Regions from separate parts of the Homo sapiens genome. Here region 1 is linked to region 2. A link is an interaction called in ENCODE POLR2A ChIA-PET data of the cell type or tissue named here. Cell type or tissue: CD4-positive, alpha-beta T cell. All regions are shown on one strand. Links, peaks and the distances in the headings refer to the core of each region. The heading gives the core; the rest is flanking DNA. Region 1 holds the start of LINC01624 (long intergenic non-protein coding RNA 1624). Region 2 has its middle 180 kb from the start of LINC01624.

Region 1 (15,192 bases), core at 4,837-12,836, 180 kb before region 2:
AAGAAAATGGTGAGGGGGAACCCATAGATACAAAGAGACACGGACATATCAATCCATCGCAGCGTCTGGATCTGGTTCCTGTTTCAAACAGTTTAAAAATTTTATGAACCCACTGGAGACATGTAAGCGCTGACTGGGATATCCACATGATTTTAAAGTGCACCTGCTAAATAGTTTAGATGTGATGTGTTATTACTGTTCAGTTTAAAAAGAGACCTTATCTTTTAGAGAAAATTCTGAAATATTTATGGATGAAACAATACGAGGCCTGGGACTGATTCGGAGCCCCCCGCCGCGGGCACGGTGGCACGGGGAGTCCCACGAGCACTGCTGGGGGTCGCTGCAGCTGGGAGTGGCCCATGGGGGCGCTCACTTCCGTGTTCTTTCCTCTTTCGTACACGTTTGAAACTTCCCATAAGCAAAAGCATTAAGCCGGACCATACAGTGAATACACGCACACGCAAACACGACAGTTTCCGGGTGTGTATGGACCGCCGTGTCTGTGACGTGACCCACAGCAGAATGCATCTGAGGGAGGCTTGCTGTGGTTGCATACGCACATCGCAGATGAGAAATCTTACAAGGCCAAAAGCAAGCCAATTAAACTGGGTGGAGAGCGGGAGTCCGGTCAAGGACGCTGGTAGCAGAGTCTCAGGCTCGCTGGTGGCGCGCCTAGGTGATTGCCCACTCTGCTGAGTCCTTGAAAGGGAAACGGCAGCGTCTGCAGCAGTGCTGGGAGCACCTCCTCCCGTCTGCAGGGGACGGTGCCTTTCAGGGCACGGTTCTGCGCATGTGCTCAGCTGGCGCCAGCGAACGGCTTCCGGCTGCTCTTAGCGTGGAGTTCAAAATCCTTGACTTGGCCTCTCAGGTCATGCACCATCCGGCTCCCGCCTGTCTTGGAGCCTCGTTTCGTTATTCTCCCACGGGTCTGTTACCGCTCGGCTCCAGCCAGCGCCCTGGCAGCCTGGTTCTCCATCCGCCCCCACTCTGCGACTTTGAGTGGGATCTTCCATCTGTCTGGTGACTTCCAGTGTGACCTTCTTCCGCCACGAAAATGACCCGCCTGGGTTACCTGCCGCACGTGATGGTGCTCTTGCAGTTTGCCCTGTGGCATGATTAATTCGTGTAGCTGTTTGTTTAGTGGGCGTGTGTCCCAGGAGACTGCAACCTCAAAGAGGGCGGGCTGTGTTGGCCCTGGTTCACCACTGCAACCCAATCCCCACTTGAGGCTGAAGCAAGAAAACGTTCTCTATCCATGTGAGCTATAATTTGAGAACACACAGACACACACTCAGGACATTTCATCATGAAAGAAGCTTCATTCTCGTGTTCACTCTTACCAATGTCACTAGGAGTTTCGAACCATAACATGAAGCCAAACACAGGGATTATCTGAGCGGATGAACATAGTATTCTGTTTTTATTCTAATAACTGGCTGCCTAGATACAGCCCTGTATATGGTAAGAGTGCGTCTACTTGGTATCCAGCAAACAAAGTGTTATGCATTAGTAATTCCTCAGTCCATGCATTTTACAGAAAAGGCAGAGGGAAGGTAAATCGTTTCCTGAGGAACAGCTGAATGTCTAGAAACGTCAAGATGAAGAGTAGAATTTTGCATGCAAGGACACGCGCCATGAGCACCAGGCCTCACACGCAGGAGGCACACAGTACGTCTGTGTTGAATGTAGTATCTTCCACTACAAGGATAAGGAAACAAAAAGTACTTAGAAACTTTACACATTTGTCATTTGGAAACAATTCAGAGATAAGTTTTTAAGATGATATGTATTAGTGCAGAGTACTAGAATTTTTCCGGAACAACTTTCATTACATTTATTTGCTCAAACAAGTGACTATTTCCATTTTGGAGAAGCCCAACTGAGCTAAATCACTTTGCCACTGAGGAGGGCTGGGGAGGTGGCAGGGGTGCCATCAAGGTGTCGTCTGGCTAACACACATTCTTTCTATTTTTCTTGTTTCTTATGGAAACATTCATGGCTCCACGCCTGGCATTTGCTGAATCCATCTTCTAGAGATTACGATTTTAATAGAATCCGGAGTGAGGTACCTGAGGAAGGCAGAATGAAGCAGCATTTTAAAATGTATTGCAACATGAGCATCAGAACCTTTTGTTTTTTTTAAAGCACAGAAAAGAAAAATGACAAGACTCATGTCATTAATTACGTTCTCAAAGAAAATAAGGTCAGTGTAAGAGGAAATCATCTAAAATTGCAGGACAGGGCATTCTCGTTGGATCGAGGCATGAAGAAAACTTCAAGGCTGTCAGTGGTTTATCGAGGAAGTGGTAGAATCTTCCTCGGATACGATTTTTAGAAGACAAGCCAACCTTCCATGGCAAGAGGTGCAGACGTGTGCCTCAGCTGCCAAGGGCCTCCCAGGCTGTTTCCTGTGCACCAACTTCCTCTGCTTCCTCGGTGTCTAAACCCATGGTCAAAGCACCATTCACGAAAAGCATGTTACTGTTTTAAGTTAATTTGAACTTTAAAATTATTGAACCATAAGGAAAAATATCTCTGCTTTGTGGTCCTGGATATTTTACAAGAACCTTGATTCCTTTAGTGAATCTTAATTCACAGCTCAGTGCTGGGATATTCAACAAATAAAATCACTTTTCAGAGACAGGATCAGAATCTGCTACTTCCTGCTCCTCAGCCTGCCTTGCCAAACCCCCAAGTGGCACCCTGGTGTAGACATTATGGACCTCAACAGCAGTACTTTAGCCTGATGCCTAGAACCTCTTACACTTTTATGGAAGTGGCCTAAGAGTGTTTGTGACGGGATTCGTGGTGTCTCCAACTTTCTCTCTTGCGCTGTCCCACCCTGACCTGTGGGGGGAGAGAGGAAGGAAGGAAGAAGGGGGGAAGGGCGTCTGGTGTCAGACGCTTACAATAGGAATTGCTCACCTGCAGAAGGGCAAGTATTGTTTCTTCTAGAATTAGTATGAATTGGATTTTGTGAATTTCAGCTCTTTCTTAGAAGCTTAGAAAAAAATTTGGTATAAACATTTGAAATAAAAAAATGCAATAAGCAACAGAGTTAGATCTTGTCTCTACAAAAAAATTTTAAAAGAATTAGCTGAGTGTGCTGGTGGCACCTGTGGTCCCAACTACTCAGGAGGCTGAGGCAGGAGGACGGCTTGAGCCCAGGAGGCCGAGGCTTCAGTGAGCTGTGATTGCGCCACTGCACTCCAGCCTGGGGGACAGAGCAAGACTTCATCTTAAAAAAAAAAAAAAAAGCAATATTAAAAAGGTGTATTGAAAAGGGAAAAACACTCTAAATTTGAGAGTTTTAGTTAAAATGAAAAAGCAACAGTTAGGACCATTTCTGATCCTCAAAGTCAATACTTTTGAAACAGGAGAGGGAAGGGAGGTGGGGGAGCCCTGGAGCTGCTCCCAACGAGTGGGGCAGGGGCCTCAGACGCAGGCTCTAGAGCCCAGGCTGGACCTGGCAGAGGACAGTTCAGTGTCTCTGTAGTCAAACAGGTGTCAGAAATATCATGAAACCCCCAGTTTATTCGTCATGATTACACTCTAGCCCTGACTGGGTTTTTTGCTCATTTTTTGCTCAGTAGCTTAAAGTTAATGTTGAAAATGTCAAAGAGGCCTGCAGATACCCCTAGAGAGACAGCAGTTTGTTAAAGGGGATAAAGGGGAAGTGTTTATGTTTATAGCACAGAAAGTCAAGCTGTTAGAGAAACTGGACAATGGTGTAAATGTGAAATGTCACATTTGCCACCACAAATGGTGGCAGGAAGGTGAGGAAGAGAAAGAAATAAAAATACTTGAGATGAGGCCCGAAATGGAAAATGGAATTAATCATCCCATTGCTCTAAATGCTCTAAGTGCGCTAAAAGCATTTCTTTTTTTCTTTTTTTGAGACGGAGTCTCGCTCTGTCGCCCAGGCTGGAGTGCAGGGGCGCGATCTCGACTCACTGCAAGCTCCGCGTCCCGGGTTCACGCCATTCTCCTGCCTCAGCCTCCCGAGCAGCTGGGACCACAGGCGCCCGCCACCACACCCCGCTAATTTTTTGTATTTTTAGTAGAGACTGGGTTTCACCGTGTTAGCCAGGATGGTCTCGGCCTCCCAAAGTGCTGCGATTGCAGGCGTGAAACACCGCGCCCGGCCAAGCCCTTCTCATCTTAACGTCCTCTTTCAGCAGAAGGAACTTATCCTGGTCCTAACTGTTGAGGTCACTGCTGACTCTGCCCCCGGCTCCAACGGTACAAAGTCACCTCCAATTTAAAGATGCTACAGAGGACCCCGTCCGCACGTGAGCTCCCCGGAGTGATGGAGGGGAAAGGGCTGCCTTCCCATTGCCGTGCGTGGAGAGCAGCAGAGACTGTGTTTGGACTCCTGCCACGGAAAAGGCTGCGTTGGCCGTGTCTCCAGGGAGGACAAACTAATTTTAACAAACTGACCCAAACAGGACTCGGAAGGTCAGTATGTTGCAATCTCCGGTCCTCCTGCCTGCTTCGTGGTTCGTTCCAAAAGCTAAGTATGCTGTTTCAATTTGATCTGCTATTTCGGGTGATCTAGTCCCTGTTAGTTCTTGACAGTCCAGGAGGCGCCTGGTGGGTGGAGAATCTTCCCCTTTCTCCTCCACAAACCTGACCCTTGTGGAGAAGGCAGCCTGGAATCCCCTGGGTTCTGAATGTCTCCGCCTTTTCTCCAGCGCAAGCGCTGGGCCTGAGCACAGTCTCCGCACAGAGGCCTGCGGTGTCGCGGGGGTGGTGAGCCCTGGCTCGTCCCTGAGGCTGAAATCTGGCTTTTGGGCTGGGGGTTCTGCCTCTCACTGCCTTTGGCCACAGCTCTCTCCTCCACCCTGAAAGGCCCTCGGAGTGGAGTTGGGAATACAGTAGTGACAACGCGGGCTCCAGGGAAAACGTGCTTGTGATGTGGTGCCCACGAGCTTGTTTTCCAGACTTGGCTCTACTGAGCAGCCCTGGAAGTTGAATCTTCACGTTGTCCAATGAGACATAAAGACTGGAAAGAGTCTTTCCATCTCTGACATACCCAGCACCGAGCTTCCCTCTTTTTTTTTCGAGACAGGGTCTTACTCCTTTTGCTCAGGCTGGGGTGCAGTGGCACAATCTCAGCTCACTGCAGCCTTGAACTCCTAGACTCAAGGGATCCTCCCACCTCAACCTCCTGAGTAGCTGAAACCACAGGAATGTGCCACCACCATGCCCAGCTAATTTTTGTATTTTTTGGAGAGATGGGGTTTTGCCATGTTGCCCAGGCTAGTCTCAAACTCCTGGGCTCAAGTGAGCCTCCCATCTTGACCACCCAAAGACTGAGCTTATAGTTGAGAGCCACTGTGCTGGCCCAGGCTTCCCTCATTTATAAGGTGGGGCCAGGTGTCTTATGGCAGACTGGATAAATATCCATGTCATTTACTGTGTGTGTGTCTGTGTGTGTGTATGGTGGGGGTAGTAAGTTTGAAGGTAGGGGCTGTACTGTTTCTCCCTTTTCATCTTTTTTTCCTTTCTACTCCCTCTTGAAGAACATGAGAATTTGGGTAACAAAATGCCTCTTCATTACAGGGATACTTTGATGTTAAAACCCTAGGGTGAAATGAAATGGACTTAACAAATGCCTGCCTGCCTATCTTTTTTGTGGGGTCTAACTTGTACCTGCTTATTCTTTGGAAACCTCTATTTCTTTTAGGTGCATCCCACGGACTCATTTAAATGTTCCCTGAGTGCTTCGTCTGTGCCGCACGTTGCTCTGCGTGGTGGAGATAAATGAGGAGTAGAAGCTGCGCCTGGCCTGAAGGCACCCCAGGTCACTCTTGGGGAAACACAGTGCCCATCGCTGATGCTCACCAAGGTTCCGGTCCTGCGGACAAGCCCCTGCCATGCACCTGATCGTGGATCTGGCCTCTGTGACCGGCTCTGGAAGTTCCCATGAATGGACTCTTCCTCGGCATGCTTCCGGGTGGCATCCGTTCTTTCCCCGCGTATTGCTTAGGGGTTCTATGAGAATTTCTCTGAGGGAGCCCTGGGGTGAGGAGGCCGCAGGGACCCAGCTTTCAAGCGGCAAAGGCCAGCGGCTTCTCCGCACAGCCTGTCCCTGCGTCCTCAGGCTGACGCAGTTTCTGTAAAGGGTCACCCTGACGGATGCTAACAGCGGCTTCTCCGCACAGCCTGTCCCTGCGTCCTCAGGCTGACGCAGTTTCTGTAAAGGGTCACCCTGGCAGATGCTAACAGCGGCTTCTCCCGCGCAGCCTTTCCCTGCGTCCTCAGGCTGACGCAGGTTCTGCAAAGGGTCACCCTGACGGATGCTAACACTTTTTATTGGCTTCCTCTCCTCCCTGCCTTCCCTTCCTGTGCCCACATCTGTCTCTGGGGCTGGCAGGACGTCAGGCTGCTCCTCCGTCTGGTTAAAGCTGGGCCCAGTTGCTGGATGTGGGGCTCTGCTGGGAAGCTTGGAGACAGGGTGGGGACCGCAGGGAGGCAGCTCCCTTCTGGTTTGCCAGAGGGACCAGGAAGCAGCACCCACAACCCCTGCCTACCCCATGGCTTATTTGTCTGATTAACTCGTCATCATCTGCTGAAACCTAGAACGGGGTCTTAGGGTGATTGATTGCTTAGGAACAGGCAGGGGAGGGGGCTCAGGGCACCAAGGGGCTGCAGGACTTGAGTCAGGGTCAGGCTGTGGGATGGGTAGAATAAGCGGAATTATACAATCCTGGACCACTGGTAATACCAAGGACCTGTGTGTACCTGCTCCCCACCCCACACACCTTCCTTGGTGTTGTGGTAGAAATAGAAGCAGAACTACGAAGTTTCTTCCTTCAGTACAAGCCACAGCGGTTCTGGATACAATTTCTAACCCACCCCTCCTTGCACGGCACTGCCTTTCCTTCCTGCCTGATCCCTGGGCCCAAAACCCTCGTGACTTTTTTAAGTCATATATACACCGGTTCAGAAAGACGTCTGGCTGAAAGAAGAGAGTTATGCCCTGATTCATTTTCACCTTAATTCAATTTAAATCAAAGCAATCGTGAGCTGCTGTTCTCCATGGCGACGGCTCATCGTAGCTGTGGAACTCCACACACCTCACCTGGGGCAGCTGGTGCTCAGAAGGCAGATGGGAGGTCAGGTGCCCCTCGGAAGCCACAGCTGGCCACCCCTCGGAATGCTTGCTCCTAATTCTGCATCCTCTGCTTATTTAAGAGAACAATGTTACAAACCCATGCTGAGACATCCACCTTTTCCCCCGTGGATCTTAGGGTGTGGGGCCACTCCAGGGCTTACTGCTGCGGTGGCAAACCCTGGAAGACAGTGGGATCTCACTGAGACAGGCCCTCTGCGCCCCCACCTTGGCTCCGGAAGATGCCTTTGTACTTGTGCTTGCCTCCCACTTGCACGAGGTTCTGAGCCCTTCTCTCCATCAAACCAAAGTGGTAGCATGCAGCTGGGCTGTTGGCAGCAGTGCTCAGTGATGGGAGAGCTTAGGGAACATTCGCTGAAAGAGAGAGATGAATGAAGATTCTTGAACGTGGAAGGCTGTGATTTTGTCAGACAAGAACACCATGTGGGAAATTAGGGCCCAGAAGACTTGTTCCCAGTTGGACCAGGCTTATTCGACAGTCACCCAGGACCTGGTCGCCTCTTCTTGTGGGTTGAGAAGATCTTGCCTCTCAAAGGGAGTAAAACTGAAGCACCCTCCTCACTGGAATACCAGGTGAGAAAGGCCAGTGAGACAGATGCCAGGGCCCTGGCAAGGCGGGTGCGAGGCCCCCCCCCCAGTTCAGGAGGAGCCAAAGGAAGCGCGTTGGGCTGGGGCCTGGTGTCCGTCGCCCATCGGGGGCTTGCACAGCGCTGCGGCTCGGCGGCGGGAACCTCGGTGCCGTTCACTCCTTGCGGTGGGGGAACGGAGCCCTCGTTCCACAGGCCCTCGGCCTTCCCCACTGGTGAACTCGAGCTGAGCTGTGGGGGCAGAGGGGGCAGCAGCCCCTCCGTGGAAGCTCAGCATCCACAGGGCACCTGCAGCAAGGGAGGCAGAGCTGGGCAATATCCACGCAGCGTGAAGGCATTTAGCAATCAGTCGGAAACTAAACTCAATACGATGCCTCAGAAGACTGGTGATTCGCCCCGATTAGACGGACCAGTCCTTACAAATTGCCTTTTCATGTTGTGCTGTAAATAACCAACGTATGTAATAACATTATCATACCCCAGATAGAAGATTCCAGGGGGAGAGACTCAAAGCTGCAGGTTGACAGTTGCCCAGAGCCCGAGGGGAGGTGACCAGTTTTGCTCCCAGCTGTCACTGGGCTGGTCCCTCCCTGCGCACGGAAGACGAGAGGAGGCGAAGCTGCGGGAGCACCTCCTGAGAAGGCGCCACATGGCTCCCGTGGCTTCTCCGGCCCCAGCTCACCTCTAACCCAACCCTGTGCGGCCAGGGCAGGGGCGTCCTCTCCCCCCGCAGCCCCGAGGGTCCCTGTCGCTGGCCGGGCACCAGAGAGGCTTTGTGATCGTCCCCAGCCAGCGTTCCCTCCCTGGGCCATGAACTCTCTGAAGAAAAGGGTGGTCTGCTTCCCTCTGTCCCTCTGAGGCGGTTCCTGAGGCAGTAGGTCCCAGTGATCATGGAAGGTGGAAGGAGAAGCGTGGGAAATGAGGATGTGGGGTTAGCAGGAAGCGACGGCGCCCATGCCACTGCCCGAGGGCCTCGCAGCTGCTTGTGAGGGGCTGTGTCCACCAGCAGCGAGGGTGTGCTGGGCCCAAGGTCACCAGCTCCAAACAGTTGCAGGTGCGTCTCAGCCAGGTTCTTCCCTCCAGCATCAAGGCACCTGGGGTCCTGGCTCCTAGGTCTTGTGGAATTTGCCTACAGCACGAACAGCCTTCTGGAGACCTCCACACAAAGAACCCGACAGCCCCCCTGTCCTCCAGCTGGCTACGTTCTACGCATCAGGAAACCAAGGCACACAGACATCACCTTGGGCCACACGGCTGGTGCAGGGGGAGGTGGCCGTGAGACCACGCGCTTCAGATTCCACAGAGCCGCCGCGGCCGATGGAGCTTCCTCGCGGTGACCCCCGGGCCCTACTTCCCCTGGGGCTGGAGCCCACACAGCCGTCTCCTCTCTACGCTGCGTAGGCAAACCTGTCTTCTCCACAGGAAACCCAGCTGCCTCTAGAAATTAACCACATTCTAGAAAGTGGGTTTGACTCCTGCATACACTTTTACTTTCTCATTTGGGTCTCCGGAGGAAATGAAAATCCACGATTAGCACAGGAGACGCACGTGACCCGTGTGGCTTGCACCATTTGTCGTTTTCCCACACATCAGCGCCAACCGGGCATGCGTGGTCCTCACCCACAGGGACTTGCTCGCTCTGGGTTACTTCTGGACAAAAAAGTCTCTGCAGCCGCCCTTTCAGTGTCTGCACGCCTCATCCTCCCTCCTCCCCAGCCCGTAGCCCGGGCCCAGGGCCTGCGGCCGCTTCGTGCTCCCAAGCTGTGTCTCACGGGGGCACCCACCCTACCGTGCCAAGCAACCTGCTGATGGGCAGAGGGAAGGAGCCCCTTCTTGGCCTCCAGAGCCCAACAAGAACCAGCTCCTGGTAACAGTGGGGTGAAGCCAGTGACGTGGGTTGATAGGAAGCCATTCCATTTAGGAGATCATTTGAACATGATGTGGATCAATGGTGTGGAATACAGAAGAAAGGCCCCCGGGCACGGCCTCCCCAACCTCCCGACCCCAGAGCCAACAGCACGTTGTGGATTAAGCCCCAGGCCCTGAGATGTGGATTAGCCTGGATTCCCCAGGGGAGCCCAGTGGAAGAACAGGGTCTGTACAGGGGACAGAGGGAGGAATTCGGCAGCGGCAGGGGTGGGTCAGCGAGGCTGGAGATGCAGTGTGGCTCAGAGACAGGGAAGGGGCCAGGAGCCCAGGAATGTGTGGCCTCTGGAAACGGGAAGAGACATGAAGAGGTTCTCTCGGAGTCTCCGGAAGGAGCCAGGCTGGCCAAGCCTTGGTTTTTTACCCCAGTGGGACCCTTGTCAGGCTCCTGACCTGCAGAACCGTGAGGGGATGAATGTGTGTCTTGTAAGCCTCTCAGCTTGTGATGGCAGCGAGAGCTCCCCAGGAGGGGCTGCGAGCCGATGAAGAGGGAGGGTGCATGGTGGCCTCCGCCTGCCCCCTGGCCATCTGCAGTGGTGCCCCCGTGTGCTCATTAGAGCTTGATGCCCTTGTGCCTTGAAGACTTAGTCCAGACATTCTATGAAAGTGAAGAAGGTGGCCGGGCGTGGTGGCTCACGCCTGTAATCCCAGCACTTTGGGAGGCCGAGGTGGGTAGATCACTTGAGGTCAGGAGTTTGAGACCAGCCTGGTCAACATGGTGAAACACTGTTTCTACTAAAAATACAAAAATTAGCTGGGTGTGGTGGTGTGTGCCTGTAGTCCCAGCTACTCGGGAGACTGAGGCAGGAGAATTGCTTGAACCCGGGAGGCAGAGGTTGCAGTGAGCTGAGATCATGCCACTGTACTCCAGCCTGGGTGACAGAGTGAGACTCCATTTCAAAAATAATAATAATAATAAAATAAAATAAAAATAGCCAGGCATGGTGGTGTGCACCTGTAATCCCAGCTACTCGGGAGGCTGAGGCAGGAGAATTGCTTGAACCTGGGAGGCAGAGGTTGCAGTGAGCTGAGATTGTGCCACTGCATTCCAACCTGAGTGACAGGGTGAGACTGTCTCAAAAAAACAAAAACAAACAAAAAAAACAAAGTGAAAATGGCATGGGCAAATGATGCCACACGTCCCCTGGCCCCACACTGCCATCTGTGCGAAGAAGGGAGCAGGACGCTTCAGTGGGCACTGGGAGGGAGGCGGCACGTCACCGCGGTCCATGCCCTGAGCGGTTTCAGGGTGCGGAGCTCTGTGCACGGATACACCTCTCAGGCCCCTTTGTCTCAGCCAACAGTTGAGTGCAGTCAACTGTGTAATCGAGAACCCAGAGTATTTCTCTAGGAAAACTGCTCAGTTCTTTCCAAAATGCCACGAGAACTTCAATGATGGGAACGGGGAACAGGTGCTGGGAGCAGCTGCCACCGATTCACGGCTCTTCTTCTTTTAAATACATTTTCTGTGGGGAAACCAAGGGCTTTCACAAGCATTTTGCTCTGAAATATTCAAGGAATGTTTCTTGTTTTTTCTTATTACAGCAACAGTTTTAGTATTTATAAGCTGAGTCAAGAGGCCTGCCACAGAACTAGGGAAGTAGCAAGTTAGAGGGATAAAAAAAATCTCAATTACTAACCCCTGCAGTTGCTTTGAAATAGCATTTGGTTGTCTACTGGCAGCTTTCTGAGATGAATTCTTGACTCCTTTACAAACCTAGGCTAAAACAGGCGCTCAGAGACTGTGTGTAAACTGTCAAATGTCACCCTCAGGCGTTGGGGGTGGGCGAGCACCCGCCCTGGTGACCTGACTCCGAGGGTTTCATGGGCTTCTGCCCCATTTCCTGATCCGCTGTCACGCAGCATTCCCGGCATGGCTGGGGGAGGGCCCTGTCTTCTGGGAGCCCCAGAGTCCCTGGGCTGGGCCACGCTCCCTCCGCAGGTGTTTATGGTGTGTCTTTGTGCTGGGCCTGGGCTCGGTGAGCAGAGTCAACATGATTCTCGGGAGAGCGTTTATGGTCCGTGAGACAGATGTGAGGTGTGTGCATTCCCCACACAAGAGACAAAGTGAGGCCCCGGTGTTTGCCAAACTGGGATCGCTAGTAGCAGCAGGCTCTGTGGCGCCCACAACAGCTCTTAGACTTGGAACGACCGGAACACTAAGGGCTTCGTACTTGATTCTCATTTGTGTTTTGTGCCTCCTGAAAAGCTGGGTCCAAGTCAAGTCAGCTAGTTCCTGAGGTGGAGGATTACAGATGTCCCCACTTTCTCCATACATATGAGCAGGTACAGGGTCCCCACCCCGCGTCACACATGCTTCTGTGGGGAAGGCTGTAGGCTTTTCTCCCTCACAGGCATTTGTAGTAACGGGTGCTATTTGCTCACAATGTGTTGAATCTGTGGGAATGAAAGCTGCTTAGGGCCATACCGTTAAATGGTGGCAACAGATATTTTTAGATTAAAAAAGAATGTCACCTAAGAAACAAGAGCACACTTACCTCTGATGTCCCCAAGGCATTAGGTAGAATCCCGTTGTCCACACTGACTGGGTTTTAGGGAGGGATTTCGTGGCCTGCCTTTTTCGTAGAAAGTGGCCCCAGCCAGTGTGACCTGGTCTCTGAGCCTTGTCGTCACAACCACCTGCTGAGTTCCCAGGCTTCCTGGTGGGCACTTTTCCTGCCATTTATCAGGTCAAAGTAAAGTGGGAATTGTCCAGTGACTGCCAGTAGCCAGCTCTCAGGCTGCTAGTAGACTCACGCTTTGGGGGCCGACTTCTCTGGATAGCTGCTCACATTTCCTGCCTCAGTCAGCCCACTCCGCCCAGCATTTGCCCCACAGGCCGAGGGCCCTGGCACCCCAGATGTCACCCTTCCTCCCGGGAGGGCTGCAGGCAACGGGTGAGGTGCGGGCTCACACCTAGGAGACAGTGACCCATCCTCCCACGGGGCTTCCTTAGCGGGTGGTGAGGTTGTTGAGTTCTGAATCCATTCAGTGACAAGGACTGATGGTCACCGTGGGGCAGTGGGGGCTGTTCCGGGTATGGGGTGCCCCTTTACCTCGGGTGTGGCTGCTCTATCTTAGGAGTAGCGGGCACTTTCCTCCTCCTTGTACACCGAGTGAGTTCCCGGGGGCTGCCATGGCAAATTACCTCCTCTATGCAACTGAAATTCGTTTTCTCACAGTCCTAGAGATCAGAATTCCTGGATGCAGGTGTGGGCGGGGCTGGCTCCTCTGTGGCTGTCAGGGAGACTCCAGGCCTCTCCCAGCTTTGAGTGCTGTGAGATCCTGGTGCCCTTGTCTTGTGGGTGCATCACCTTGATCTCTGCCTCCCTCTTCCACAGCCTTCTTGCCCTGCCTCTGTGTCTCGTGTCCTTATAAGAACACCAGTCACTGGATTCCAGGCTGACCCTCATCCAGCTCAACCTCATCTCCACTCTCAACTATCTGCAGAGACCTGTTTCCACACAAGCTCACATCACGAGGCTCTGGGGGGACGTGGATTTTGGAGGAACACCTCTCAGCCCACTACAGAGCCTTTTACTACCATCAATCAAATGAATTTTTCAAAGGCACGTCTGTTATACATTTTTTTTTCAGTGAGCTTTTTCTGAGAACTTTTTGGGTTCAAAGCACCCAGATGGTATAAATGACGTGGAAAATGGCCCTCCCAAAAAGATGCCATGAGGGAGCTGCACATGGGGCTGGGGGGAGTCGGAGACAGCACGTGTGAGCGGACGTGTGGCCGGCACCCAAACCAGACGCCATGTGATTACAGATCCTGCAGGGAATTACAGGAGGCAACTCAACGTAGGAGATTGGTGTCATACTAACAGAAAACCAAGACTGAAGAGACAGGAACGACTGTCCGGGTTTCCCAGACAGGACCGTCCCAGGAAGCAGACAACACAGGCCTGCGTGCGGCCCTGGCCTTGAGTGTGCTGGACGCAGGGGACCGTCCCAGGAAGCGGACAACACAGCCCTGCGTGCGGCCCTGGCCGTGAGTGTGCTGGACGCAGGGGACCGTCCCAGGAAGCGGACAACACAGCCCTGCGTGCGGCCCTGGCCGTGAGTGTGCTGGACGCAGGGGACCGTCCCAGGAAGCGGACAACACAGGCCTGCGTGCGGCCCTGGCCGTGAGTGTGCTGGACGCAGGGGACCGTCCCAGGAAGCGGACAACACAGGCCTGCGTGCGGCCCTGGCCGTGAGTGTGCTGGACGCAGGGGACCGTCCCAGGAAGCGGACAACACAGGCCTGCGTGCGGCCCTGGCCGTGAGTGTGCTGGACGCAGGGGACCGTCCCAGGAAGCGGACAACACAGGCCTGTGTGCGGCCCTGGCCGTGAGTGTGCTGGACGCAGGGGACCGTCCCAGGAAGCGGACAACACAGGCCTGCGTGTGGCCCTGGCCGTGAGTGTGCTGGACGCAGGGGACCGTCCCAGGAAGCGGACAACACAGGCCTGCGTGTGGCCCTGGCCGTGAGTGTGCTGGACGCAGGGGACCGTCCCAGGAAGCGGACAACACAGGCCTGTGTGCGGCCCTGGCCGTGAGTGTGCTGGACGCAGGGGACCGTCCCAGGAAGCGGACAACACAGGCCTGCGTGCGGCCCTGGCCGTGAGTGTGCTGGACGCAGGGGACCGTCCCAGGAAGCGGACAACACAGGCCTGCGTGCGGCCCTGGCCGTGAGTGTGCTGGACGCAGGGGACCGTCCCAGGAAGCGGACAACACAGGCCTGCGTGCGGCCCTGGCCGTGAGTGTGCTGGACGCAGGGGACCGTCCCAGGAAGCGGACAACACAGGCCTGCGTGCGGCCCTGGCCGTGAGTGTGCTGGACGCAGGGTACCGTCCCAGGAAGCGGACAACACAGCCCTGCGTGCGGCCCTGCCGTGAGTCTCCACCTTTCTGTCTCTCTGGGCTGTGGCTGGGCAGCACGGAAGGGGGGAATCACCTACCTTTTGGTCCAGAAAAATCCATTCCACAGTTTCCACCTTCCCTCACTGACAAACGGGATTTTAAATCCCTTTATCTGGAGACAAACAGAAAGTGTGTGCTTGTGGCGAATAATTTCAGCTGATATTCTTACCAGCTGTTAAGAAACACATGCAAAAAAAAAAAAAAAAAAGACTGGTGACATCTGGCTGGCATTGATATTTTGTGACAGAGTATCTTTTTCCTGGGGGTGTTTTCCAAGAAACCAGTCTCTGGGTCCCCAATCCCCTCACTGCCTGACTGCTTCAGCCTCCAGCCCCCAACCTTTGACCTCTTTGAAAAACAAAAAAGAAAGTGATCATATTGACCAAAGCAACTGTAACCCAAATTGCGGCCACATAATTGGGCGTGGTGACATTGCATTAGCTCAGATTAAACAATGGCCCAGCAGCTGCTTCCCCACGCCAGGCTTTCGACTTCAACTTCCCCTGAGCCACACAATGGGGCATTTTGCTGAGATGGGAAAGATCAGGAGAGGAGGCCCTGTTCCCTGCCACGGCCAGCTGACCTCCTTCTCCTCTTCTAACTGCTTGTAATCGGAGGGATTGTAAATAATGT
Region 2 (15,192 bases), core at 4,622-12,621:
GCTGGACTTATTAGTCAGAAGGAGAGCTGCGAAGATGGAGATAAAAAGCAGAAAACAGTTTAATTTGCAGAGCCGAGCCCCAGGGCGCGGAGAGGCGCCTGTAATTACAGTGGCGGCCAGCCCTCCTGGAGGTGGCTCCAGGCTGCCTGCGCGGAGGGCGGCTGGGAGGGCCCAGGGCTGGGAGGGAGAGGAAGGCACTGGGAATGGTCTGAAAAAGGACCAGAAACGAAGCTGTAGGTGCCGAGGCCTTGGTTCTGAACGGATTAGGGCAGAGCCTTCCCAGACACAGCCTGCAGGGTTAATGCACTTTCTCATCGACGGAGACGCAAGGTGCTCATAAATGATGTTCAGAGAGAAATAGCAAGGGGAGATTTATAACAATTCAAGGGAATAATCAACTCGGGGAGAATGGCTCTGTCTTAGGAGCTTTTCACTCTGGAGAGGTGGCATTGCCTCAGCAGATGTGAGGCCGTCAGCTGGGGTAACAGCGAGTTGACACAAGAATGCTGTCCTGGGGAAATCAGCCCAGAATTGAGACCCGGGAAGGGGTGGGCCTTTTAACCGCTGGGAGAACCTGGCCTGGCCGCCTTGTTCCCTCACAATCCCCAAAGCTCCAGGGCCCGCACTCTGTTCCCAAGCTGGGGTCACATTTACTGCTGGCTCCAGGCCAGACTGGGCCACAAGGACAAGTTGGCTGTGGAAGAGGCCACGACTGGCTCAAGAGATGTGTGGCCTCCGGAGGGAGAAAGAAGGCTGGGCTGAGGTCCCCATGCTCATTGAGCTGCAGAGAAGGAAGGGGCCTCTCACAACTGCAGAGGTGCTGGCAGGGCAAGGACAGTGGTCCTTAGAACACAGCCCTCCCCAGAGCGGAACCCTGGAGACCTCACAGGGGAAGGTCTGGCCCGACCTTCGGAGGGGCCGTGCGCAGGGCGGCATGGAGGAAAGGGAAGGGCGAGTCAGAAGGGGAGTGACTGCAGCCTCTGCTGCAGGAACAAGCGCAGGGGGCTGGACAACAGCCCGAGGCCAAGTGCCCTCCCCGGTCAGTGCCTCAGTCATGGTGGCCGACGTTCTGAGGGGGACCAACCTCTGTGCCTCCTCACCTCCTGCCCAGGGGCTCATTTTCCCAAGGGGCTTGGCCGACTGCCCACAGGCTGGAGATCCCTGGACCCCCGAGAGGGTGCTGGCCAGGTGGGGAGCCTTTCCAAGGACGGCAGCAGGCAAGAGCATGCCCTTCTCTGAGAAGAGCCCTCAGTCCTATTTCCACCCCTTCGAACATGGAAGGCAGCAGGCAAGAGCATCCCCTTCTCCGAGAAGAGCCCTCAGTCCTATTTCCACCCCTTCGAACACCAGCCCTGCCTCCCCTCCAGCCCAGGATGGGTAGACGCAGGCCTGCAGTGCCTGGCTCAGATGCTCGTGGAGTCCAGTCTCCTGCCCACAAATTGCTGTGTCCAATAGCAGCCCATCCATCGGGACCACGGCCATCTCCGCACTTCAGACAAAGCTCCTCCTCCTTGATTAAGTGGGAATGGAGGGCCAGTTTCAAAGGCAATGAGCCTTCCCAAAGCAAAGGACTTAGGATTCCCAGGTAGGGGGTCCCTGGCCTCCCAGCCACCAGGGTGACTCCTGACTGCTGAACCAAAGCTGGGGTCAGATGCCACACGTGAAACATGGCAGGAGGTGTCTGGCTGGCTGGCAGGGGAGTCTGTGCCTATTCTCTTCTTCAAACTATAAAAAATACAACAAATTCAGCAGCCCAGAGGGAATAAGAGAAAGACCCTTCACTCCTCCCCACTGTGGGGTGTAGATGCATGCAGTACACTGAGAGGTTCCGGCTCCTGGCCTGCCCGTCCCCAGCCCCAGCTCAGGAACTGGTTCATCTGCAGGCCCTAGGAGCTCAGCCATGGCTCCCAGCGCGTGGTGGCTGATGGGCAGAGCTCGGATGGTCTGGGTGTGAACCGGAATGGAAGGAGCTCAGCCATGGCTCCCAGCGCGTGGTGGCTGATGGGCAGAGCTCGGAGGGTCTGGGTGTGAACCGGAATGGAAAGAGCTCGGCCGTGGCTCCCAGCGCGTGGTGGCTGATGGGCAGAGCTCGGACGGTCTGGGTGTGAACCGGAATGGAAGGAGCTCGGCCGTGGCTCCCAGCGCGTGGCGGGCTGTCCTGGGATGCTGGGACCTGCAGTCAGCTGCCACTCTGGTCCCAATGGTTGGGGGACATGAGGCTGGTTCAGGGGGAGGTTTGGGAACAAGGGGAGTTGGGGAGCAGGCGCCGCGCCAGGTGGGAGGTGGAGCCTAGCACGGCAGTGCTGCTGAACACCAGCTACAGTTCCCTGAGGGTCACCCAGCCAGTCCATGCCTGCTGCAGAGAGGCCTGGGGCCAGGCTCGCCTGCTGGACAGAGACCCCTCTGGGAGAAGGTGAGTTTCTGGGAGCAGGGGCCTCCCAGCCAGGCCCTCCCAGGCTGTGGTTCTGATCGAGCCTGCCTCCCCCACTCCCCTGCAGCCCATTGCAGCTGGCTCAGGCCAGTGGACTGGACCAGAGCTGAAATCCCGGAGCCCTTCATGAGTCCCAGACGCTTGGCAGGCCCTACAGCCAGGCCAAGGCACACACGTTTGTTCTAACTGTGGATCTGGTGTCTGTGGGCAGAGCATAGGCTGCGAGGGACTCAGGCCGTGTTTGGTCCAGCAGCAGAGACGTTGCCTCGGGGATGAGGCAGACGGCACCAGAGCTCCCCAGGGCCAGGGCAACAGGGGAAGAGGCAGCATGCCTGGGGCCTCCAGGAGGCAGACAGGCTGGGCCTGCGGCTGCGCTGACACCCACGTGCCTTTCCAAGGTGCTGACCTGCAGAGGAGCCAGGGGAGCCATTCGACGGGAGGAGACCCCATCCATTCCCTCCTCAAACTGCTCCGTGCAACCTGGGAATGACTCTGAACTCGTGTGCCCTTGAGGGTGGGAGCAGGGACTGCAGAGGCTCCTGGCTGGGGAAGGACGTCAGTGGCTCTGGTGGCAGATCGGTTAGAGCCCCGCGGTGGAGACAAGCTGCCGCCCAGAGAATCGTGCTGCCTCATGCTCCCAGCAGAGGCGGGCGTGCTGGTGGGAGGATTCCCCGTTTATTCCAGACACCCTCCGTGGGCTCATCTTTTCCACAACACAGCCCAGGAGGGAAGGAAATCGCAGTTCATGCTATAGACACGAAAGAGATCGTGACAGCTGCGATACGAATTCCTAGTTAGCCACCTTGCTGGTCCAGGAAAGACAGCAGAAACAGAATAAAGGAAAGCTAGAAAGCAAACAAAACAAAGCAATGTCAAGCCCGCAGTTGGCTGTTGTGAGCTTCTGTGGTGCCATTGTGAGCTGCGTGGTGCCGTTGTGAGCTTGTGTGGCGCCGTTGGGAGCTGCGCGGTGCCGTTGGGAGCTGTGCGGCGCTGTTGTGAGCTTGTGTGGTGCTGTTGGGAGCTGCGTGGTGCTGTTGGGAGCTGTGCGGCGCTGTTGGGAGCTGTGCGGCGCTGTTGTGAGCTTGTGTGGTGCTGTTGTGAGCTTGTGTGGTGCTATTGTGAGCTTGTGTAGTGCTATTGTGAGATTGCATTGCATTGTTGTGAGCTGCATGGTGCTGTTGGGAGCTGTGTGGTGCTTTTGTGAAGTGCATGGTTCTGTTGTGAGCTTCATGTTGCTGTTGTGAGCTTGTGTGCTGTTGTGAGCTTGTGTGGTGCTGTTGTGAGCTGTGTGGTATGAGCTTGTGTGGGGCTGTTGTGAGCTTGCATGGCATTGTTGTGAGCTGCGTGGTACTGTCGTGAGCTGTGTGGTGCTGTTGTGAGCTTGTGTGGTGCTGTCGTGAGCTGCGTGGTACTGTCGTGAGCTTGTGTGGTGCTGTCGTGAGCTGTGTGGTGCTGTTGTGAGCTTGTGTGGTGCTGTTGTGAGCTTGTGTGGTGTTATTGTGAGCTTGTGTGGTACTGTCATGAGCTGTGTGGTGTTGTCATGAGCTGTGTGGCGCTGTTGTGAGCTGTGTGTTGCTGTTGTGAGCTTGTGTGGTGGTGTGAGCTTGTGTCGTGCTGTTGTGAGCTGTGCGGTGTTGTGAGCATGTTTGGTGCTGTCACGAGCTATGTGGTGCTATTGTGAGCTGTGTGGCGCTGTTGTGAGCTTGTGTGGTGCAGTTGTGAGCTGTGTGGTGCTGTCGTGAGCTGTGTGGTGCTGTCGTGAGCTGTGTGGTGCAGTTGTGAGCTGTGTGGTGTTGTCGTGAGCTGTGTGGTGCAGTCGTGAGCTGTGTGGTGCAGTCGTGAGCTGTGTGGTGCAGTCGTGAGCTGTGTGGTGTTGTCGTGAGCTGTGTGGTGCTGTCGTGAGCTGTGTGGTGTTGTCGTGAGCTGTGTGGTGCTGTCGTGAGCTGTGTGGTGTTGTCGTGAGCTGTGTGGTGCAGTTGTGAGCTGTGTGGTGCTGTCGGGAGCTGTGTGGTGTTGTCGTGAGCTGTGTGGTGCAGTTGTGAGCTATGTGGCGCTGTCGGGAGCTGTGTGGCGCTGTTGTGAACTGTGTGGTGTTGTGAGCTTGTGTGGTGCTGTTGTGAGCTGCGTGGTGCTGTCGTGAGTTTGTGTGGTGTTGTGACTGCCCAGGGTGACGCAGCGTTGACCGATGATGAGGCACCTGATACAGATAAGTCCTAACATATTCCCTGGTGCAATTTACCAGAAAGGCTGAAAGGCTGGGCCGCACTGCAGGGTCCCTCACCAAGGGAAAATCTCCCCAGGGCATGGATGGGGTTTCCGGCTGTGTCACGTGGCTCCTGCCACCACTCAGTGAAGCCCTAAGGGTCCTCTGGCTTTAGAGTTTGATAATTTGCTCCGATTGCCTCTAACAGAGGGCCTGTCTCCATCCACCCCATCACCACAGGTGGGTCAGTCGCTCCAGGTGGGACAGACATCGGCTGCACAAGGACCACGGCAAATCTGCCCCCAGGACGCTTCCAAAGAGGGCAGTGGGGTCACTCAGTGCCCGTGAACGCTCAGGGTCACTCAACGTCTGTGAACGCTCAGGCACCATGCTGAGTAGCCACCAGGTCAGCAGCCCCGGGTGCGGCCCCCAGACAGGAAGGGTGGGCTCCTGCTTTAGCCTGGCATTGTCTTTGCTTCTGTTCTTCCTTCTGGTGACTTCCACCTTGGAACCTGGGAGCTGGAACGGTGCACACCCCAGTGTTGTCAGAAACATCCTCCAAAGCCTCCATACACTGCTCCCCTTGGAAGGACAGGAAGAGGCTCTATCTCCGACTCCCTGAGGGATCTCACCCCTGCTGGGCAGGTAAGTGGCAGACCTGGGACAGAAGACTGTGAAAAGTGGCAGAGGCCAGGAGCAGGGCAGGGAGCAGGGCAGGGGGCAGGGCAGGGGGCAGGGAGCAAGGCCGGGAGCAGGGCAGGGGGCAGACCAGGGGGCAAGGCCGGGAGCAGGGCCGGGAGCAGGGCCGGTGTCCGGCATTAAGTGGCAAACATGCTCACGGGAAGTGTAGCTCTGGGCACAGGACTCACAGCCAGTAAATGAGCCAAATCCCTCATTTACACCATTCACAAAACTGGATCCCACTGAGGTTAAAGCTCTAAGCAGAGAAACAAGAATTCCAACGTGACGGGAGAAAGAAGAGTGTCCGTATGGTCCTGCGGGCAGAGAGCATCTTCTTGCATATAACAGAAAAACTGGCACAAAAGAAAAGAACCATGAGTACGACAGCATCAATATGATGGGCGTGTAGAGAAGCCTCGAGACACGAGTAGCAGAGTGAGACCGACTGTTCGTAGGAAGGGGCTGGCACAGTGGGTGAATCCAATAGCACTTCACAGGTGCGAGAAGACAATTCCTCCGCTGTGGGGAGAACACACAGCTGTGAAGAAAATGGCCAAAGAAATATGAGCAAAACTTACAAAAGCAGAAATGCAAATTACCAAGAAGCATTTAAAAGCTGCACAATCTCACAACAGATCAGGGAACTGCAATGGAAAACAGTCTGATTTTTTTCCCATTAGATTAGAAGAAATGAAAACGTTTAATGTCAAACATTAGAGGAAATTGGTGCATAAATGGTTTTTTAAAAAGTCAGAATTCGTCATCTCAAAATAAATTCATCAAATTGATTACATTAAAATTGCACTGACTCTGTGATGCATCAGTTTCTTTTCTCAGCATTTACCCTAGGGAAGAATGGACGATGAGCAGGGGATGATGAGCAGGGAAGCAGCTGAAACATTGGCAAGGCAGAGACCACGGCAGAGGCCACGTCAGAGACCACAGTGGAGGCCATGTCAGAGACCATGGCAGACGTCATGACAGAGGTCATGCCAGAGATCCCCTGGGAGCAGAGGGAGTGCCCACCCGCAGGACGTGGGGGAGCAAGGCTGCAGCTGTGGGGAGCACTTGGGCACATCACAGCGTGGGCATGGCAGACGAAGACATGCAGGCCACACGCAGGAAGGCACAAACGCACCGGTCACAGTGTCAGGGGAGCACTGGGTGGTGTCACAAGGGATGTGAGCTTTTGTCTGTTGTGTGTCTGTATGTGTGTTTTAACAGTAAGATTGGGTTCGGGCAAAATCTAAGGGAATAAAAAGCAGGGGAGTGGCTGTGTGTGAATCTGGAGCACAGGTGGCCATGCAGTGACATTAAAATTAGGTCAAAGGAAAGACTAGAGCCAGGGGCGAAGGCGGGAGCGTGGTAGGAAGTGGGGACGGCCTGGCCAAGGCCCCGCCAGACCACAAAGCTCAGGCCCAGACCGCAGAAGGCCGATAAGAGCGTTCCGGAAATCAGCTCTGTCTCGGAAAGAGCCAGGCCCATGGGCTCCTGGCCGTGGGCAACCAAGGCTGAGTCAAAGCCACGTTCTCAAGAGAATCCAGTGCAATTATGCAGAGACTCATTTAAAATGACAAGTACTTTTTAAAAGTCACTCTCTGAAAATGACATTCAAACCAATTATCATTAAGGGAAGATGTAAGTTAGCTTTGTTTAAAAAAAAAAGAAGGTGGAGAAGAATAAAAATCTGTTTTTAGATACTTTGTATGTTGCAGTTTAGAAATACTCCTGCTGAATAAAACCTACAGGAAATGGAAGCAGAGGCGTGTGCAGCCAGCTCAGGAGGGAGGAGGTGAGCTTTGCTTTGCCTGAGTGCTGGTGAGATTTTGCCACCGATGCCGTGATGCATGGAGACCCTGGCTCAGTGAGTCCCCAGGGGAAGCCAGCAGCAGGAGGAAGCCTCAGATCGCAGTTTTTTTTTTTTTTTTTTTTTTTTTTTTTTTTTTTTTTTGGTGATAGAGTCTCGCTCTGTCCCCCCAGGCTGGAGTGCAGTGGCTCCATCTCGGCTCATTGCAACTTCCAACTCCCAGGTTCAAGCAATTCTCCTGCCTCAGCCTCCTGAGTAGCTGGGACTATAGCACCAACCACCACGCCTGGCTAACTTTTTTTAGAGACAGGGTTTCACCATGTTGCCCAGGCTGGTCTCTAACTTTGAGCTCAAGCAATCCGCCCGCCTCGGCCTCCCAAAGTGCTAGGATTACAGGCGTGAGCCACCGCACCCAGCCCAGCTGGTGTCTCATCAGACGTGCAGAGCTGCCTGCACCAAGTGGGACCTTTGCCCCTCCCCGGGGAGCCTACACTGCCGCCCGGCGGGGACAGTCCAGGGCCAGATGCCTGTGAAAGAGGGCGAGGCACGGCCCCAAAGCCTTGGCTGTCAGGATTCCAGGCCCAAGAGGAAGCGGCCGCCCATGTGCCGGGTGAGGTGATGTCTCGTGGCTGCTCAACAGGAGGCCCCGGCACGGATGGTCCTCGCCCTCACACGTGGGCTCAGTTACGTACACACATGTGCCTCATCACACACTGAGCAAACTCCACCGCGGTCAGCCTGCACGGGGACCAGCCCCCGAAGGCCCCTCACAAACACTTATGCCAGAGGCTAGGGGGGTACAGCAGGGTTACCTGCAGGCCCAGAAACCTCTCGGTGTGGCTCGTGTTAGGCCCCGTGGCTTCTTGCACTGAGGCCACGCTCCTGGCTGGGGCCTTGGGGTGAGTGTAGCGTAAATGGCCACCTGCAGGAGGAACCTGTTGGCTCCGTGGCCCAAGACTCTGTTCTTCCGAAAACTCACAGGCTGATTGTTGAGTGGTTGGTCCGTGCACCATCTGGGAGCTGGGGCTGCGGTGGGGGCCCGCGCACCTCTGGCCGTCCTCCTGCGCTCCAGCAGCCCCTTCCCGTCTCCTGTCCCTCTCCCCGCTCACTCCCAGCCCCACAGTCACACCCAGGCTCCCTTCCCAGCTCTGCTCCCACCAGCGGCACCTCACAGCCACGTCAGCTCTTTCTCCTTCGTGCCGAGCCTGTTGTCTACAGACTTCCTCAGGCTGTGGCCGCGGGGTTTCGCGGGCCGACGCTCACCACATCCTGTCCTTTGCCTGTTTTCTCCCTCCCAAGGGCAAGCGCCGCTGCCCCGGCCCCGAGCTCAGCCACAACCTGTGCTGCCGCCCACCCCACGGCCTCCCGTTCCCGCCACACCACGCTCCTCCCACCGCAGGGTCTCCCGGTCCCCACCCACACCACGCTCCTCCCACCCCACGGCCTCCGGGTCCCCCCCACACCACGCTCCTCCCACCCCACGGCCTCCGGGTCCCCCCCACACCACGCTCCTCCCACCCCACGGCCTCCCGGTCCCCCCCCACACCATGCTCCTCCCACCGCGGGGCCTCCGGGTCCCCCCACACCACGCTCCTCCCCCCACACCACGCTCCTCCCACCCCACGGCCTCCGGGTCCCCCCCACACCACGCTCCTCCCACCGCAGGGCCTCCGGGTCCCCCCCACACCACGCTCCTCCCACCCCACGGCCTCCCGGTCCCCCCCCACACCACGCTCCTCCCACTGCAGGGTCTCCGGGTCCCCCCACACCACGCTCCTCCCACCGCAGGGTCTCCGGGTCCCCCCACACCACGCTCCTCCCACCCCACGGCCTCCGGGTACCCCCACACCACGCTCCTCCCACCCCACGGCCTCCGGGTCCCCCCACACCACGCTCCTCCCACCCCACGGCCTCCGGGTCCCCCCACACCACGCTCCTCCCACCCCACGGCCTCCCGGTCCCCCCCCACACCACGCTCCTCCCACCGCGGGGCCTCCGGGTCCCCCCACACCATGCTTTTCCTTGGCAGCCTCAGCCTCATTCCTTTCCTCTAAACCTCCACACTCGGCCTCCCCTGCTGAGGCTCCCGGACGTTTCATGACCTTTTAACAGTGCGATGCTCCCTTCCGTTCCACGGGCCGGCCTTGTCCACGCCCTTCCCCGAGCTTGGCCGGTGCTGTTCCCCAGCCTGGGGCCGCCCTGCACCCTTGGCCACGTGTAGCTCCCTCCAAGGGTCCAACTACACGGTCCTGGCTCTTTCTCGAAGCCTCCCCTGCCCCTTCCTTCCCACGCAGGTCCCTTTCCTCTACACAGTTGGACGTGTTGTCCCGTGCCCTCCTTTCCCCGCATTTCCTCGTCTTTCCTCGTGGACAGTGAGCTTCGTGCGGAGGGGAGTGCGGGCCCTGCGGGTCCTGGTGCTGCTGAGCGCAGCACTCGTTCTGCGGTGGACACTCCAGGCGGCTTTCCCAGAGGAGGGGGCATGGCGGGAGCGGGCCTATGGGTTGGGCGTGGATCATAAAGCTCCCTTCTGCCCAGAAGCTTCAACTCTAGACGGGCGTTGGAGTTTGTTCCATTTGTACCAGCGACGTGGCGTTCCCTGCCTCTCCTGCTACGGGGTGGCTGCCTCCCCACGGCTTGCCCTATCCCTCCTGCCGCCCCTTCTGCCTTCCCCGCCTGCTCCCCGCTCGGTCCTCCCTGGCTTCTTGCTGCCCACGCCAACCATCACCTCTGGTCGCCCTCCATGGGCTGGACAGAGACTGGACGTGGTGTTTTTCTGTGTGAAATGTACCCTTTAAGATGTTCTATAAATATAAATAATTATCATGAAGACAGTTGGAATCATTTAATTGAAAAATAAAAATGATATTAATGATATTGTTCTAACCACCAACAATTTTTTTTAAACTTATGTAAGTAGAATTCTATTTTCAGAAAATGGAAAGATTAATTTGTGGCTCCGTTACCACAATAGTCTCTTGAAGTCTTGGGCCTGAGAAGGAAAAGTAGGTCATTCAAAATCTAGCACAATGATCTTGCAAGAGGCTAGGAATGGAAAAATTCAAGAAACATTTTAATCCAAACATCTTTTATTCTCGAATCAAAACAATGATTTCATGGAAGAGGCAGGAGAGGTATTGAGTCCTTGTTTGGTTCTTTTTTTCCACACATATTTATCGAATGGGCTCTGGGCCAGGCAATGTGTGTTACACAGTCTGGGCTCTTGACAGAACAGAGGGGACAAGACAATAAATATTGTGTGAAAAGGAGAACATGAGAAAAAACGGTGGGAGCAAAGAGAATGGAAACATGGACCTGGGGAGCCACAGAAAGCCCTCAGGGCCAGGGCTCCCCCATATCCTGACAGGTGCGGGGCCGGCATGGATGCCGCGGTGGGGAGGACGGTGCAGTGGGTGGGACTGAGGCCCAGAGCGCAGCCTCACGGCTGAGAAGAGGCCTGGAAGGAGGAGCTGGAGACACCCCACTTTCCGAGAATTTCCCTCTGAGCGTCCTGTGTTCCCTCTACGTGGAGATAATGCTGCCGTGTTTGCATGCAGGAGTCGCCTTCAGCAGTAAAGCACCTCCCTGTGTCTATGGAAGTGTCTTCCACGCTCACCTGATAGAGTTCGGAAGCAGAACACACAGCCCGTGCAGCCGTCCGCAAAGCCGCTTCTGTCTCAGCACCAGCTCATCAGGGCAGCCCAGCACTCGGGCAGCTCCGCCTTGGGGAGAGTCCACACAAATGTGCTTCACTTTTAAATACTCAACAGAGGAAGAGATCAGGACACTTCTGGAAGATTGGCTGGGTTGCGGCAGATGGTTTTGGTAAATGCCAGACCTTTAACTCAGTGAAACGGCAAAGTCGGGAAGAAGAACCCACTGGCAGTGTTTGGAGTCACCCTCAGCCATGGACATGAACTCAGGGACGGATGGTGCTGGCACCTTCATGAGCAGAGCTGGTCCCAAACAGCAGGAGAAATCGTTGGAAGGGTGACTTCCCCAGAGCTCCCGGGAATACTGGAATTCAGGCCTCTCACCCCAGCATTGCGTAAGGTGTATAATTAACTGAATATACACAACACACACAGACGCTTAAATCTGGGGACTTTCCTTTAACACTGAAGATATCTGGTTACTCACTGCAGATATCCTCGCACCATCCCAGAGGTGACCAATGCCCTATTTTCCTTCTGGGGTGACATGAGTTCTTGGGGGCACTTCCCTCTGGGCTCAGGTATTCTTATTTCTAAGGCTCCACTTTCTGCTCCCATCTTCAGACGCACCCAGGGAAACTCTCTGGGCTTTGTCGTAAATGAATGGCCTCTCTCCTTTATGACCCTGGTCTCACCCTCCTGCCTTCCAGGTGGCCATGGGATGCCCGTCCTCTTTCTCACCCAGACTCTCTCTCAGGCCCCGGTGTGAGCTGCATCTTCTGAGGCCGCCGTCTCCCTGCTCCTGTGTGATTTGCTGCTTCTCCTGTTGTCTGGGAGTCTCACTCTGTCACCCAGGCTGGAGTGCAGTGGCGTGATCTTGGCTCACTGCAGCCTCTGCCTCCTGGGTTCAAGTAATTCTCCTGCCTCAGCCTCCTGAGTAGCTGGGATTACAGGCACCCCACCATGCCCGGCTAATTTTTTTATTTTTAGTAGAGATGGGGTTTCACTGTGTTGGCCAGGCTGGTCTCAAACTCCTGACCTCAAGTGATCCGCTCGCCTTGGCCTCCCAAAGTGCTGGGATTGCAGGCGTGAGCCACCGTCCCTGGCCTCCCAAAGTTCTGGGATTGCAGGCGTGAGCCACCGTCCCTGGCCTCCCAAAGTGCTGGGATTGGAGGAGTGAGCCACTGCGCCCGGCCTCCCAAAGTGCTGGGATCACAGGCGTGAGCCACCGTGCCCGGCCACATTCAGCCTTTTTTTCAGTGATTCTCCCAAGGACTATGTTGCCCACATCAGTTCTCCACCAACCTCTGTTAGATCACTCAATCCTGTATTAAAATGGCGTGAATTACTGATGTCCCTTGCAGGTTGAGAGGCAGACACGCTTGGTGGTGCTGGGGGCGCCCATATGCGGAGTCAGACGTCCAGGATCTGAGTCCCGGCTCTTCCGTTCGTCAGCCAGAGGCCTCTGAGGGGTCTGCTTTGCCTTCGTGTGCCTTGGTCTCCCCATCTGTGAAACGGGGAGATGCTAGGACCCATCTCATAGGGTTTTCGAGGGGCTGAGTGAGTTAACACACAGAAGCATCAGACAGTTCCAGCCCACAGTTGGTGCTGGTCTCAACACTCTGACGGTCCAGAGCAGGGGTAGGCCAAGCTCCACCTGAAGTTGTGTTTTCAATCCACTAATTAATGCATAAAAATATGGCCCCTGCTTTTAGGTGCAGACACAGCTGTGGGTGCCAGTGACATGGTCACGAGGGCGGCTTGTCATTAGTGCGAGGGGACACTGGTGTCCGAGGAGGGCGGGCTGTGCCGGTCTGAGGGTGTCGGCCTGCGATGGAGGACACTCCTCTCTGATTATTTCAATGCATAGGCCTTAAGAGCCCCTTCCTGCTGGAACCCTCAAATCCCGGAACTCCTCTTTGCCTCTCGGAACAGCCTCAGCACCACCCGTGAGGCTGCACGTTTTACTCCTGAGCTGACCCTGAGAATGCTGCTGCCCCCCGTCGAGCCATGCGAGTCTCATCCTGTTTAAACTTCATTCTCCGAGAGGAAAATCTCTCCTGTGAGCCAGCGTTGAAGCCAGATGGTGCCAGCTACCCACACAGCAGGATGACGCGTCAGGACAGCCTCCCTTGTGGAGGCCGTTGGTCCCTGACAACGGCCACTTCCCAGAAACTCAGAATTAGAAACTTGTAAAATAAATGCTCCAAGTCAAATGTGTCACCCAAAATAGTTCCCATCAGATGCCTGTAACACGCATGGCCCTCGTTGCGTAGTATCAGTGTTAAATTGCCAACTGTCTCCCGGTGAGCTGCTCACGTCGGGGCTCCGTGCATTTGAAGCAGGTCTGTAGGTGTCCACCGGGCGTCTGCGCCACCTGGGTGTGGCTAATGTGCTGTTTGCAAATGGCCCAAAGGCTTCGAATATTCCACAGGTTATGTACACACTTTGTGAGAACACTCGTATAAAAATTGACAGCAAAGATGGAATTTAAATATAAATCAAACAGACCTACTAGTCTAATTACCAAAAAGGAGGGAGAGAGAGTTTCAGTGAGGATCCCAGGGGGAGTGAACCACGTGAGTCCCGCCTCTCAGGACGAGGAGGCCACGGTTTGGGACCATCTCTCTGGGCAGTGGTGCGGAGGGAGTGGGGGGGGTCCAGGCTGGTGGCCCGAGTCTCTCCCCTCTCCGCCACCTCATCTTGCAAACCCAGGGAGATGAGAAAGCATCTTTCATAGGGACTTGAGGAAGAGCCAGTGAGTCATCTGACCTACAGCCCTGAGAGGCCTTAGCACCTGCAGCTAGCTGCACAAGTAAGCTAGCACAAGGAAGCCTGTGGCCCTGAGCAGTCCTGGTGAATTCTTGGTAGCTCATTTCCTCCCTTAGTTGTTCATCGCAATGCCAGCAGCGTAACAGTTGTCAGTCGTTAACTGTCTTCTCCTGCTTAGGTTTTGCTTGCATTCAGAGGAAGACAAAATCAGGGGCTTGTGCCTGCCATGGGGTGTAGACTTTGAAAGAAAGAGAGTGAGGCCAGGAGTGTTCAGGCTGGCAGTGCCCTTTGGCTCCGACCTTTGTGGAGTTACTTTTGCTGCTCGATGATTTCAGAAACTGTGTGTCAAGCACATGTGCTTTCTCTGGGGAGAACTGAATGGGAGGCTTTGACTTAGGAAAGGGCAGCCCCTGGGTGGGGGTTCAGGGAGGCAGCCCCTGAGACCTGGCCCTCCCCACTTCTCACCAGTGGCAGCAAACGAGTTCTAAGTCATTTCTTAGCAGTGTCTTAGTCTGCTTTGTGTTGCTATAATAGAATGGGTAATTTATTCAGAAAAGAAATGTATTTCTCACCACCCTGAGGAAGTCCGCCATCAAGGGGCCTGCATTCGCTGCACCACCCCACAGCAGAAGGTGGGAGGGCCAGGCTCGCACTCGTAACAGACTCACACTTGCAATGCGGCAGCGTTAACCATTCACGCAGGAGGAGCCCTTGCCACCCGGTCTACCTCCTGAAGGTCCCACCTCTCAGCGCACTTGCACTGGAGGCCACCTTTCCAACCAGGGGTGTCCGCGCACACTCAGACATAGCAATGGGCTTGCACTGGAGGCCACCTTTCCAACCAGGGGTGTCTGGGCACACTCAGACGTAGCAATGGGGAAATAGCAACAGGTCACTGCTGCAGCAGATTCTGCACGTTTGCAGAGAATCATGCTCCTTCTTGGAAAGCGCTGCCACTTTTGGAGACAACGTGTAGCCTGTTCATTTAACAACTGAGGAGTGAGTTATAAAGGCAGTTTCATGGAGCCTCCAGGACCCGAGGTTTGTGGTTCTAGACCCCACAAAACTCACGTGGGAGCAGCTTCGTGGAGCCTCCGGGACCCGAGGTTTGTGGTTCCAGATCCCACAAAATTCACGTGGGAGAGGGAAGTCTCAGCCTCCTGTGGAGCCTCCAGGACCCGAGGCTTGTGGTTCCAGATCTCACAGAACTGGCGTGGGAGCAGGAAGTCTCAGCCTCCTCCCGCAAAGTGGTATCGTCCCGTTTACAGGGGACAGGGTGGGGAAGGCAACCTCACCAGACCTTTTCAAAGATGTGCTGGAGCAGGGCAAAAGCCCAAGGAGGCCGCTAGTAAAGTGCCCTCCAGCTCCTTGCCTCCCTTTCGGAATGTTCCCTAAACTGACGCAAGTGGAATCTGGATGTTTTTGCTTCCATTTCTGCAACTTCAAAAGTGAACTTTTCTCTTCTCACCTCACTTGTTTTTAAGAAAAGGGAGCGAGCTGTGCTCTAGCCTGTGCGGCTGCTGTCATCTGCTCCAGGGGCGGCTGAGCATTTGCTCTGGGGGGTCCCTCCCTCCCGGCCTCTCTTTTATGTGACGTTCTCTCTGTGAACAGGTGTGAGGGCTGAGCTTCGGAAATGCGAGCTTCCAGC

What was found. Peaks named below come from ENCODE experiments on the same cell type or tissue, not always from the same donor. Only the 100,000 strongest peaks of a DNase experiment are listed, where the experiment ranks them.
Region 1: POLR2A ChIA-PET joins it to region 2 with 22 read pairs; 6 of 35 experiments call an interaction of 5 or more read pairs at or near these places.

What each region holds. Positions count from the first base shown.
Region 1 is chr6:170,266,086-170,281,277 of GRCh38, reverse strand. LINC01624 (long intergenic non-protein coding RNA 1624) reads right to left here and starts at 8,804. Exons shown (of 2, transcript NR_104177.1): 1 at 5,848-8,804; 2 at 1,809-2,069. LOC285804 (a long non-coding RNA gene) reads left to right here and starts at 4,516. Exons shown (of 3, transcript NR_126021.1): 1 at 4,516-4,593; 2 at 5,690-5,947; 3 at 12,993-14,609. RefSeq lists enhancers at 13,505-14,081, 14,082-14,658. In CD4-positive, alpha-beta T cell, for the core only: no CTCF peak of the experiment used is centred there; a DNase peak (open chromatin) is centred at 9,277; H3K4me3 peaks cover 1,640 bases; H3K27ac peaks cover 1,296 bases; H3K27me3 peaks cover 190 bases.
Region 2 is chr6:170,081,294-170,096,485 of GRCh38, reverse strand. No RefSeq gene overlaps it. Among named protein-coding and RNA genes, the nearest start is that of LINC01624, 180 kb to the left of the region's middle. RefSeq lists enhancers at 4,322-4,823, 7,754-7,853. In CD4-positive, alpha-beta T cell, for the core only: no CTCF peak of the experiment used is centred there; DNase peaks (open chromatin) are centred at 6,755, 7,775, 8,365, 8,835 and 3 weaker places; H3K4me3 peaks cover 2,034 bases; H3K27ac peaks cover 1,344 bases.